Regions from separate parts of the Homo sapiens genome. Here region 1 is linked to region 2. Evidence: read pairs that join two places in POLR2A ChIA-PET (ENCODE). Cell type or tissue: Panc1. All regions are shown on one strand. Each heading gives the region's core, and the rest is flanking DNA. Links, peaks and the distances in the headings are about the cores only. Region 1 has its middle 16 kb from the start of GPCPD1. Region 2 has its middle 13 kb from the start of SHLD1.

Evidence for each region. ChIA-PET counts read pairs that join two places held together with the same protein. Peaks named below come from ENCODE experiments on the same cell type or tissue, not always from the same donor. Only the 100,000 strongest peaks of a DNase experiment are listed, where the experiment ranks them.
Region 1: POLR2A ChIA-PET joins it to region 2 with 5 read pairs; 14 of 35 experiments call an interaction of 5 or more read pairs at or near these places.

What each region holds. Positions count from the first base shown.
Region 1 is chr20:5,624,626-5,630,000 of GRCh38, forward strand. No RefSeq gene overlaps it. Among named protein-coding and RNA genes, the nearest start is that of GPCPD1, 16 kb to the left of the region's middle. RefSeq lists an enhancer at 890-1,391. In Panc1, for the core only: no CTCF peak of the experiment used is centred there; no DNase peak of the experiment used is centred there.
Region 2 is chr20:5,734,716-5,740,090 of GRCh38, forward strand. No RefSeq gene overlaps it. Among named protein-coding and RNA genes, the nearest start is that of SHLD1, 13 kb to the right of the region's middle. In Panc1, for the core only: no CTCF peak of the experiment used is centred there; a DNase peak (open chromatin) is centred at 2,706; H3K27me3 peaks cover 249 bases.

The DNA of each region.
Region 1 (5,375 bases), core at 147-5,146, 110 kb before region 2:
TCTAGATAGAGCTGATTTCTCAAGACAGGGGAATTGCAATAGAGACAGTAATTAACACAGAGCTGGTACAGGAGACTGGAGTTTTATTATTACTCAAATCAGTCTTCCCGAGCATTTGGGGATCAGAGGTTTTTCTTTTTTTTTTGTGAGAGAGTCTTGCTTGTTGCCCAGGCTGGAATCCAGTGGCTCAATGCTCAATCTCGGCTCACTGCAACCTCCGCCTCCCAGGTTGAAGCAATCCTCCTGCCTCAGCCTCCCAACTAGCGGGGATTACAGGCACACACCACCAGACCCGGCTAATTTTTGTATTTTTAGTAGAGATGGGATTTTACCATGTTGGCCAGGCTGGTCTTGAACTCCTGACCTCAGATGATTTGCCCACCTCGGCTTCCCAAAGTGCTGGGATTACAGGTGTGAGCCACTACGCCTGGCCAGGGGATCAGAGTTTTTAAGGACAACTTAGTGGGTGGGAGGAAGCTGGTAAGCCGAGAATGTGGATGGGCCATGTCAGAGATGAAATTATAGGGAGTTGAAGCTGTCTTCTTGCACTGAGTCAGTTCCTGAGTGGGGCCACAAGGTCAGATGAACCAGGTTATCTTTCTGGGTGTTGCCAGCTGATCCATCAAGGGCAGAGTTTGCAAAATATCTCAAGCACTAATCTTAGGAGCAGTTTAGGGTGGGTCAGCATCTTGTAGCCTCCAGCTGCATGACTCCTAAACCATGATTTCTAATCTTGTGGCTAATTTGTTAATCCTACAAAGGCAGTCTAGTCCCCAGGCAAGAAGGAGGGTTTTTTTGGGAAAGGACTGTTATTGTCTTTGTTTTAAACTATAAACTAAGTTTCTCCCAAAGTTAGTTCAGCCTATGCCCAAGAATGAACAAGGACAGCTTGGAAGTTAGAAGCAAGATGGAGTTGGTTAGGTCAGCTCAGTTATAATTTTGCAATGGTGGCTTCAACATTTTTCTGGGTTTGGGGAGAGAAGTTCCAGGCAGGGAATTGACCACAGAAGGGTTCTATAGAAAAATGGCCTCAGGTGGCGGGGCGCGGTGGCTCACGCCTGTAATCCCAACTCTTTAGGAGGCCAAGGCGGGTGGGTCACCTGAGGTCAGCAGTTCGAGACCAGCCTGGCCAACATGGTGAAACCCCATCTCTACTAAAAATACAAAAAGTAGCCGGGCGTGGTGGCAGGCACCTGTAATCCCAGCTACTCAGGAGGCTGAGGCAGGAGAATCACTTGAACCTGAGAGGCCGAGGTTGCAGTGAGCCGAGATCGTGCCATTGCACTCCAGCCTGGGGGACAAGAGTGAGACTTCATCTCAAAAAAAAAAAGAAAAGAAAAACAGCCTCAGGTTGGGTGCAGTGGCTTATGCCTGTAATCCCAGCACTTTGGGAGGCCAAGGTGGGAGGATCACTTAAACCCAGGAGTTCAAGACCAGCCTGGGCAATATGGCGAGACCCTGTCTCTACAAAAACTAAAAAATTTAGCCAAGTGTAGTGGCCTGTGCCTGTGGTCTCAGCTTCTTGGGAGGCTGAGGTGGGAGGATTGCTTGGGCCTGAAAAGGCCATAGTGAGCCACGATCACGTCACCATACTCCAAGACACTGAGACAGTATGACCCTGTCTCAAAAAAAAAAAAAAAAAAAAAAAGGAAAATAAAAGAAAATGGTATCACTGTCTAATAAAGTATCAAAACATCATTAAAATCAGTGATTATGTCCTTAGGTCCCAGATCAAACTCCAGAGAAGCCATTTTCAAATCACCAATTCATGATTCAAATTATAGAATTATAACCAAAGTGAGGACCCATAGTATAAGGCAAACAGCCAAAATTCTTTCCCTAGAAGATCAAAACATCTTTTGAAAATTTTTAAGGAACTCAGAGCTCTAAGATTCCCGTGTTACCCAAAAATCTCTTTTTGTCTTCAAAATAATGCTGATCTGTAGTATGCCAGTGATAGGGACAGGAGTCAGAGAAATTGTAGGCAGAAAAGGGCAGAGTCCCTGGTAAAGCCCTACCCTCAAGCCTGGAACCTTCGCCCAAAATGAGAACATGCATTCCTGTTTTCCCACTTGAAAGTTGCCTTTTCCAAAACCACCCATGACCCACCCTGCCACTCATCCTGTACCCATGGAAACCCCTGACCTGACTGGCAGAGGGCAGAGAAGGGGAGAAGAGAAGCAGCTGGACATCAGAGAGTGCAGTTTGATGTCAGAGAGAAGCAGCTTGACTTCAGAGGGATGGCTTGACAACCTTGCTTCCGTCCCCAGCTGGACTCCAGGGGAAGATCACCTTCCCACTCCATCCCCCTTCTGGCTCCCCTTCCTGCTGAGAGCCACTTTCATCAGCAATAAAATCCTCTGTATTCACCACTCTTCAGTTCATTTGTGTGACCTGATTTTTCCTGGATGCTAATCAAGAGCTCGAGTGCCACGGGTGCGGATGCTAAAGGCTGTCACACTGACCTTCTGCCCTCGCTGGCAGAGAGCAACCACCTCACGAAAAAAGAGAGGGCCCACTGAGCTGTTTAACATAGATGGCAAAGCTAAAAGAGCACTATAACACACACCCTCTGGGGCCTTGGGGGTCGTGGGTACTCCCCGCTAGACACTGCCAGGGGCCCACATGGAATTTTGCTCCTGTTGTCACCCAAAAGCACTCACTCTGGCACCTGCACCTGCTCACCTGCATCCTCCCCCTTCTGTGAGGGGTTGAGAGCTGTGAGCTGAGTAAGCGAGGCATCCCTGTCATGAGGCCCATGATGGGATCAAGGAAAATTTCCTGTTTCACCAGGTTCAGCCAAACCAAGATGCCCACATCTCTTTATATAGTATGCAGTTTTCTTTTCATCTCTGTTTTTTTTTTATGATGTCTCTTTTCATCTCTCTTTTTAAATACTATTGGTGCATGTTCTCTGTGTTCTGTATACCAAAGTCATATCATAAACTATATTATGAATCTATAGTTTCAGAAGGCTTCCCTTTGCTTGCTTCAAGTAATTCTCTACCTTTTGGCCTCAGTGCAATATGAGGAAGAGGAGGAGGCAGATGTGATGAACACGAAGCCCTGTTGCACCTCTGCAGAAGAGGCCCCACAGTCATTTTCAACACAAGGCTCCAAGGAGAACCCACTAGCACAGTAGGCTGGAAAGAAACATATTTGCTCCCCTGTCTAGCTGTGAATGTGTTCAACTCAGTTCTGTCTTCCTGTCTCTCTTACAACACTCATGAGAAATATCGTTTACAGACACCACTGTGTACCCATGGGTGTCTCATCCAACTGTTATTAAATGCCCTGGGGCCTTGGCTGCATCTCCTTTCTTGGTACTCCCACCCCAGACAGAATATCATAACATCCATGAGTGGCAATGACATTATTATTCCTGCTCTAATTTATTTTTTAAAATAATTTGCATGCATCAGTATACAACCCAATCTCGCTTACTTGCTTGCTTTTCTTTTCTTTTTCTTTTTTCTTTTTTTGAGTCATTCTTGCTCTGTCGCCCAGGCTAGAGTACAGTGGTGCCATCTGGCTCACTGCAGCCTCCTCTGCCCGGGTTCAAGCAATTCTCGTGCCTTGGCCACCAAAGTAGCTGGGACTACACATATGCACCACAACTCCTGCCTAACTTTTGTATTTTTTCTAGTAGAGATGTGGTTTCGCCATGTTGGTCAGGCTGGTCTTGAACTCCTGACCTGAAGTGATCTGCCCGGCTTGGCCTCCCAAAGTGCTGGGATTACAGGCCTGAGCTACCCTGCCCTGCCTCTAAACTTTTATTATAATCCAAACAGAATTGCATTCAACAATTGCTCAAGGCCGGGTGTGGTGGCTCACACCTGTAATTCCAACACTCTGGGAGCCTGAGGTGGAAGGATTGCCTGAGGCCAGGAGTTCAAGACTAGCCTGGACAAAATAGAGAGACTCCATGTGTCCCAAAAAAAAAAAAAAAAAAAAAATAGGCCTATAATCTCAGCACTTTGGGATGCCAAGGTGGGTGGATCACCTGAGGTCAGGAGTTCAAGACCAGCCTGGCCAACATGGCGAAATCCCGTCACTACTAAAATTACAAAAGTAGCTGGGTATGGTGGTGCATGCCTGTAGTCCCAGCTACTGGGGAGGCTGAGGCAGGAGAATCACTTGAACCCAGAAGGGGGAGGTTTCAGGGAGCCAAGGTCATGCCACTGCACTCCAGCCTGGGTGACAAAGCAAGGCTCCCTCCGTCTCAAAAAAAAAAAAAAAAAAAAAAAAGCCAGGCGTGATGGTACATGCTATAGTCCCAGCTACTCAGGAGGCTTAGGCAAAAGGATGGCATAAGCTGAGGAGTCTGAGGCTGCAGTGAGCTGTGATAATGCCACTGCACTCCAGCCTGGGTGACAGAGCAAGACCCTGACTCTAAAAAAGAAAGAAAAAAAAAATTGCTCAAATGCTTCATCATTGAAAAAAGCATTTCATATGTTGGGACTGCCTTTCATAAGTCATAATTAAGCCAGAACTGAATTCTCCATCAAGACTGTTGGCAGTTAATGGCATTTTAAATTTTCTTCTTTTGGTATATTGGCATTTTCTAATTTTCTATCATGAACACTTGTTACCATTTCAAGTAGAGAATAACTGCATACTAGGCAATGTGCTAAGAATTTTACATGCATTATCTTACTAACTGCTCCCAACCATCTTTGTTTTTTTTGTTTTGTTTTGTTTTTGTTGTTGTTTTTTTTTTTTTTTTTGAGATGGAGTCTTGTTTTGTCGCCCAGGCTGGAGTGCAGTGTCACAATCTCAGCTCACTGCAACCTCTGCCTCCAGGGTTCAAGTGATTCTCCTGCCTCAGTCTCCCGAGTAGCTGGGATTACAGGCCCCAGCCACCACACCTGGCTAATTTTTGTATCTTTAGTAGAGACGGGATTTCACCATGTTGGCCAGGCTGGTCTCAAACTCCTGACCTCAAGTGATCCACCCGCCTCGGCCTCCCAAAGTGCTGGGATTACAGGCGTGAGCCACCACGCCTGGCCCATCTTTGAAATACTATTGTTAGTACATTTTACAGCAAAGGAAACAAAAGCCATAAAGGTTAAATAACGTACCTAGTTCAGCTTGGCTGTGCGGCTTTATACAAACCACTAATTCTCTTAGGCCCTTAGTTTTATGGCCTATAAAACTGAGATAGTATCTCCCTCATTAAATGTAAGGATTAAAAAAGAATGCCAACTGTGAAGGAGTTCTTATGTGAGATACCTGGCCTACGGAAAACAATACTCTTCCTTTATGTTCTCTGCAGATGTCGAGTACTACTATTAAAACAGACTCCTTAGCAATACAGTTCGGAAGATAGCTCAAATGCTTGGTACACGTATCTCCTCTCAACTTCAAGTTCACTG
Region 2 (5,375 bases), core at 280-5,279:
AAAGGATATAACTGGAAGTTTTGTACATGATTTGATTACCAGTCCTTAAAGGGGCAGGCATGACCATCATTCTTTCTTCCTGTTTCCCCCTGGCTGGAATGCAGACACAATGGCTTGAACTCAAGCAACTGCTTTGGGTCATGAAGGGGAAACCACGTGTTTAAATGGCAAAGAAACAAGATAGAAGAAATCTTAGTCTGGTATGATAATGAAGCCTGTAATCAGCACTGGACCAGCTGCCCCTGGTCCAGTGCTGATTTTTTTACATGAAGAAAAAATCTACATGCACAAGTTTTCTGTTATATGTAACTGAAGCTAATCCGAAATTGTCCGTTCTCCCTGCTCTCGTGGTCAGCCTCACCTGCATTTATATTCTGTCAATTCCAGATGCCTATGTCTTTCTCAACTCCCTGTTTCAGCTTCCTCTGGGTCTTTTTGAATACCTAACTCATGGTTTGACCTGGCATCAGCTCTGCTTGTTCAAATCTCTGATCAAAGGCATACCAAATTTGCCTCTGGGGCATCTCTGTTTATATTTTACTTCTGATTAAATTGCAGTGGAAATCCCACAAATTATTTCTCACTTATTTTTGGTACTGCATCATTTTCATAGTGCTATCAATAACTATGCCATCATGTTTTATAGAAGAAAACGTATGAATTCCTTTATATCTTGTGGGTGGAAAAAGGTATTTCTAACTCAAAGTTGAGATGTAATAAAAGATTAATAAATGTGATAATTTAAAAAGAAGAGGCCAGGCATGTTGGCTCACACCTGTAATCCTGGCACTTTGGGAGGCCAAGGCAGGCAGCTCACCTGAGGTCAGGAGTTTGAGACTAGCCTGGCCAACAAGGTGAAACCCCATCTCTACTAAAAATATAAAAATTAGCTAGGCATGGTGGCAGGCGCCTGTAATCCTAGTTACTTGGGAGGCTGAGGCAGGAGAATTGCTTCAATCTGGGAGGCCGAGGTTGTAGTCAGCCGAGATCGCGCCACTGCACTCCAGCCTGGGTGACAAAGCAAGGCTTCGTCTTAAAAAAAAAAAAAATCACACACACACACACACACACACACACACACACACACGCACGCACACAATAAAATGAAGAAATTTTGCATGACAAAAAGTACAATAAGCAAACTAAAAAATAACCCCACCATAAATAAAGTCAAAAGACAGGTAAATGACTTGGAGGAAATAATTTGCAACATGTATTACATGTGTTATGGATAAAGGGATTAATCCCCTTATCTGTCTATTGAACAAGTTGAGAGGGAGAAATTGGCTGGAGAACAGAAAGGAAGAGAAGGGGAGGGAAAGGAAGAAAAGGGAAGAGAAGGAAGGGGAGAGGAGGGGAGGAGAGGAGAGGAGAAGGAAGGGAAGAAAATGAACAGAGTGAGTATCCTGTGAACATGCTGGGACAGAGGATAGGGCATAGGAAGACAAAAAGGGACTGTCATCAACTTTGGTGCTAAACGAAGGGAAAGAGGAGCAGGTGGCCCAGATCTGGATGGGTTTGGATGTTTAATTGCATGAGGAAGCAAGTCAACAGCTGCGAAGGAGAAGAGGGAAATTTAAAATAATCCTGGTGGAGGGGAGGAGCCTGTATTTGGCTAAAAGACCAGACTCTGTTGAGTGAGTGCAGCTGGTGAGGATGAATTTACAAAGGAGTTGTTGTCCCTATGAGTGACTTTTCCCTGGCAGTTCTTGAGAATAGAGTTATTTGACTTTTTATTGTCTTCTCACGCAAAGGAGTCCCTTCTAATTTGACTTTGTCATTATGGGAACTTTTTCCCTACAGATCCATAAGGAGGAAAGAAATGAAGGGATGGTCAGCAAAAAGCAGTTTAATTACTACTAAAAATAGCATAGGCCGGGTGCAGTGGCTCACAACTATAATCCTAGCACTTTGGGAGGCTGAGATGGGTGGATCACTTGAGGTCAGGAGTTCGTGACCATCCTGGCCAACATGGCAAAACCCTGTCTCTACTAAAAATATAAAAATTAGTTGGGCTCAGTGGCATGTACCTGTAATCCCAGCTATTAGAGAGGCTGAGGCAGGAGAACAGCTTGAACCTGGGAGGCAGAGGTGGCAGTAAGCCGAGATCATGCCACTGCACTCCAGCCTGGGCAACAGAGCGAGACTCCATCTTAAAAAAAAAAAAAAAAAAAGCATAGACAAGGCATGGTGGTTTACGCCTGTAATCCCAGCACTGTGGGAGCCTGAGGTGGGAGGACTGCTTGAGCCCAGGAGTTCAAGACCAGTCTGGACAACACAGTGAAACTCCCTGTGTAGCTAGGCATGGTGGTACATGCCTTGTATTCCCAGCTACTTGGTGGGAAGTGGGGAGGGAGAATAGGGTGGACTGCTAAGGCAGGAAGATCACTTGATCGTGGGAGATCAAGGCTGCAGTGAGCCATGATCGTGCCACAGCACTCCAGCCTGGGTGACACAGTGAAATCCTGTCTCAAAATAAATACAAATTTTAAAAGTATGTTCAATTCATTAAGTTTGTCAAGTAAAACAAGTAAGCAACATCAGACACAGAGAGAGGTAGAAAAACTCAGAAGTTTCTGAAAGGGACATTACGGACAACTGTTAGGGGAAGGCTGGTGGTAAGTTTTTCTTATCACCTTAATTCAGAGGACACTCTCACTACTTTTTGCAACATGGTTGGGTGACTAAGCCCTTGCTCAGAGTTCAAAGTCCTAATGCTATTAATCTCTGAGATGATTCTCTGAAGAGGGTAGGACGCAGATTGTCTACGTCTGAAGTGGCTGTGGGTGCAGAAGATATCTAAACATTTGCAATTTGTTTGTTCCTTCTTTGCCACAACCCCACCCCCACTCCATGCAATCTGCAGATTAAATACACATGAATTGTTTCCTGTTATGAAAATCTCCTCTGCTGGGTGCAGTGGCTCATGCCATGACTGAGATCACGCCATTGCACTTCAGCCTGGGCGACAGGGCGAGACTCCATCCCAAAAAAAAAAAAGAAAATCTCCTCATGCCCAGGGCTCATAAGAATGGCCTTGGGCCTTAGGGGATGGTAAATTACATGCTAAGAGAATGTGAACATGGCTAAGTTATTTTGTAAAGGGGAAAAGGCATTAGGACCTTGGCATCCTTAATGAGAGCAGAATACTGACTAATGCTCCATAGAAAAGATTAGCAAATCTGTAATGACAATATTATTAAAAAGAAAAAAAAAAAGCCAGTCCTCTGGGGTTCAGAGGAAGGAAAAGTCTCAGGTGTCCTGCCTGGAAAGCTATGTCTGCATCTAAGTACTGCCAGAGCCCCAGCTCTGTGGGTCTGCAGGGCTGTGCACCAGAAGACCGAAAAGCTGCTATGGAGTCACTGGTCTGCTTTGATGGGTAGCTGCTGTTTGTTGGGAAACTGCTGTTTTCAGGTAGGGAAGGATGTGATGTCAGGGAGAACCCAGCCAGAGTTGAGATTTCCTTGCTGTTTGAAGGTAGATTGTCAGCGTGGGCTTGTTTCTGTGGGTTATGTTGACCTGGAAGTCTTCCAGCCCTTAGATCCATAGGGCTGGTTCTAGGCAAGAAGGTCTGTGTCTCCCTCCTGAGAAGCCTCCGATACCCCCTGACTCTGGGAGAGACTTCTAGGCATCATTCTAATAACCCAGCTTCAAACTTACTGCCTATGCAGAGAGCTGATGTGAAAGTATTTGCATTTTGAAGGGGGACTCCACAGGACTCAAAGAAATGCATTTCATTTTGTTTTGTTTTAAGATAGTCTCACTCTGTTACCCAGGCTGGAGTGCAGTGGCACAATCTAGGCTCACTGCAACCTCTGCCTCCCAGGTTGAAGCAATTCTCCTGCCTCAGCCTCCTGAGTAGCTGGGACTACAGGCGTGTGCCACCATGCCTGGCTAATTTTTTGTATTTTTTGGTAGAGATGGGGTTTCACCATGTTGGCCAGGCTGGTCTCCAACTCCTGGCTTCAAGTGATCCACCTGCCTCGGCCTCTGAAAGTGCTGGGATTGCAGGCGTGAGCCACCACATCTGTCCAGGAATGCATTTCTAATGGTGGAACTGCAAGTACGTAGAGTGAAAAAGATACTTTGGGCAGGATGTTCTACCCTGTGCTGTTCAAATTACCTGTTAAATAGGAATCAGGTAATTTGTGGGTATTAGTGGGTAGCCACCCACTTCATCCTTTTGAGAGCCTGGCTCTGCCCTTTGGAAGTTTAGAAACATCTGGCTCACCGTTTTTCTGAAAAGTATGCTGACTTCAGTCAGTTGTAAGGACTTACTGATAATGAGTATTTACAACTAGACACTATTAGTGGACAGCAGGTTAAGTGCTTTTCTCTTTCAGAGAAAAGGTTTTATTATCTCCTTTTTTTTTTTTTAGGGGGGGACAGGGTCTCACTCTGTTACCCAGGCTGGAGTGTTGTGGCATGGTGTCGGCTCACTGCAACCTCCATCTCTCAGGTTCAAGCAATTCTCCTGCCTCAGCCTCTCGAGTAGCTGGGATTACAGGCACCCACTATCACACCCAGCTAATTTTTGTATTTTTAGTAGAGACCATGTTTCACCATGTTGGCCAGGCTGGCCTCAAACTCCTGACCTCAGGTGACCCACCCGCCTCGGCCTCCCAAAGTGCTGGGATTACAGGCGTGAGCCACCGTGCCCGGCTGCCTCCTTTTTATAGAACAGGAACAACAGGAGCCCCAGGAGCTGGTGCTGCGGCCTGCAGGAGACATGAAGTTAGCACTTTGCCTCTCTCCTGAGTCTATATGGCCATCCACAACAAAGGAGGAAGCCAATTAAAGATAATAAGCCTAAGGAAAGCGATGTCTTCAGATTATTTTCTACTTCAATTGAGTTGGGGCATCTGAGTTTCTTAATTACACATTTTTCTTTCATTTATGCTTTTATTAGTGATTTTCCATGGCTTGGGCTTTAAGAAAGCCACTTTAGCAACGAGGCACTCTGACACTGGGGTTGTTATAACACACATGAGAGATGTTTCTAAAACACACAGAGGATTTGGGTCACAGCTATTCAGTACAGGGTTGTCTGCTGTATCTATTTTAATGATTTAATAATTAATGAGTTCAACATGCTCTGGTTCAATTTTTTTCTTCAATTAATACTAACTTTCAAATTATTTTCTGAGATTGGGAATAGTAATTGTTATTCATTTTCAGATAATAGCACTCTTCGCAGTTTTTTTTTTTTTTTTTTCGAGACAGAGTCTTGCTCTGTCACCCAGGCTGGAGTGCAGTGGCATTATCTCGGCTCACTGGAACCTCTACCTCCAGGGTTCAAGCGATTCTCCTGCCTCAGCCTCCCAAGTAGCTGGGACTATAGGCACGTTCCACCATGCCAGGCTAATTTTTTGTAT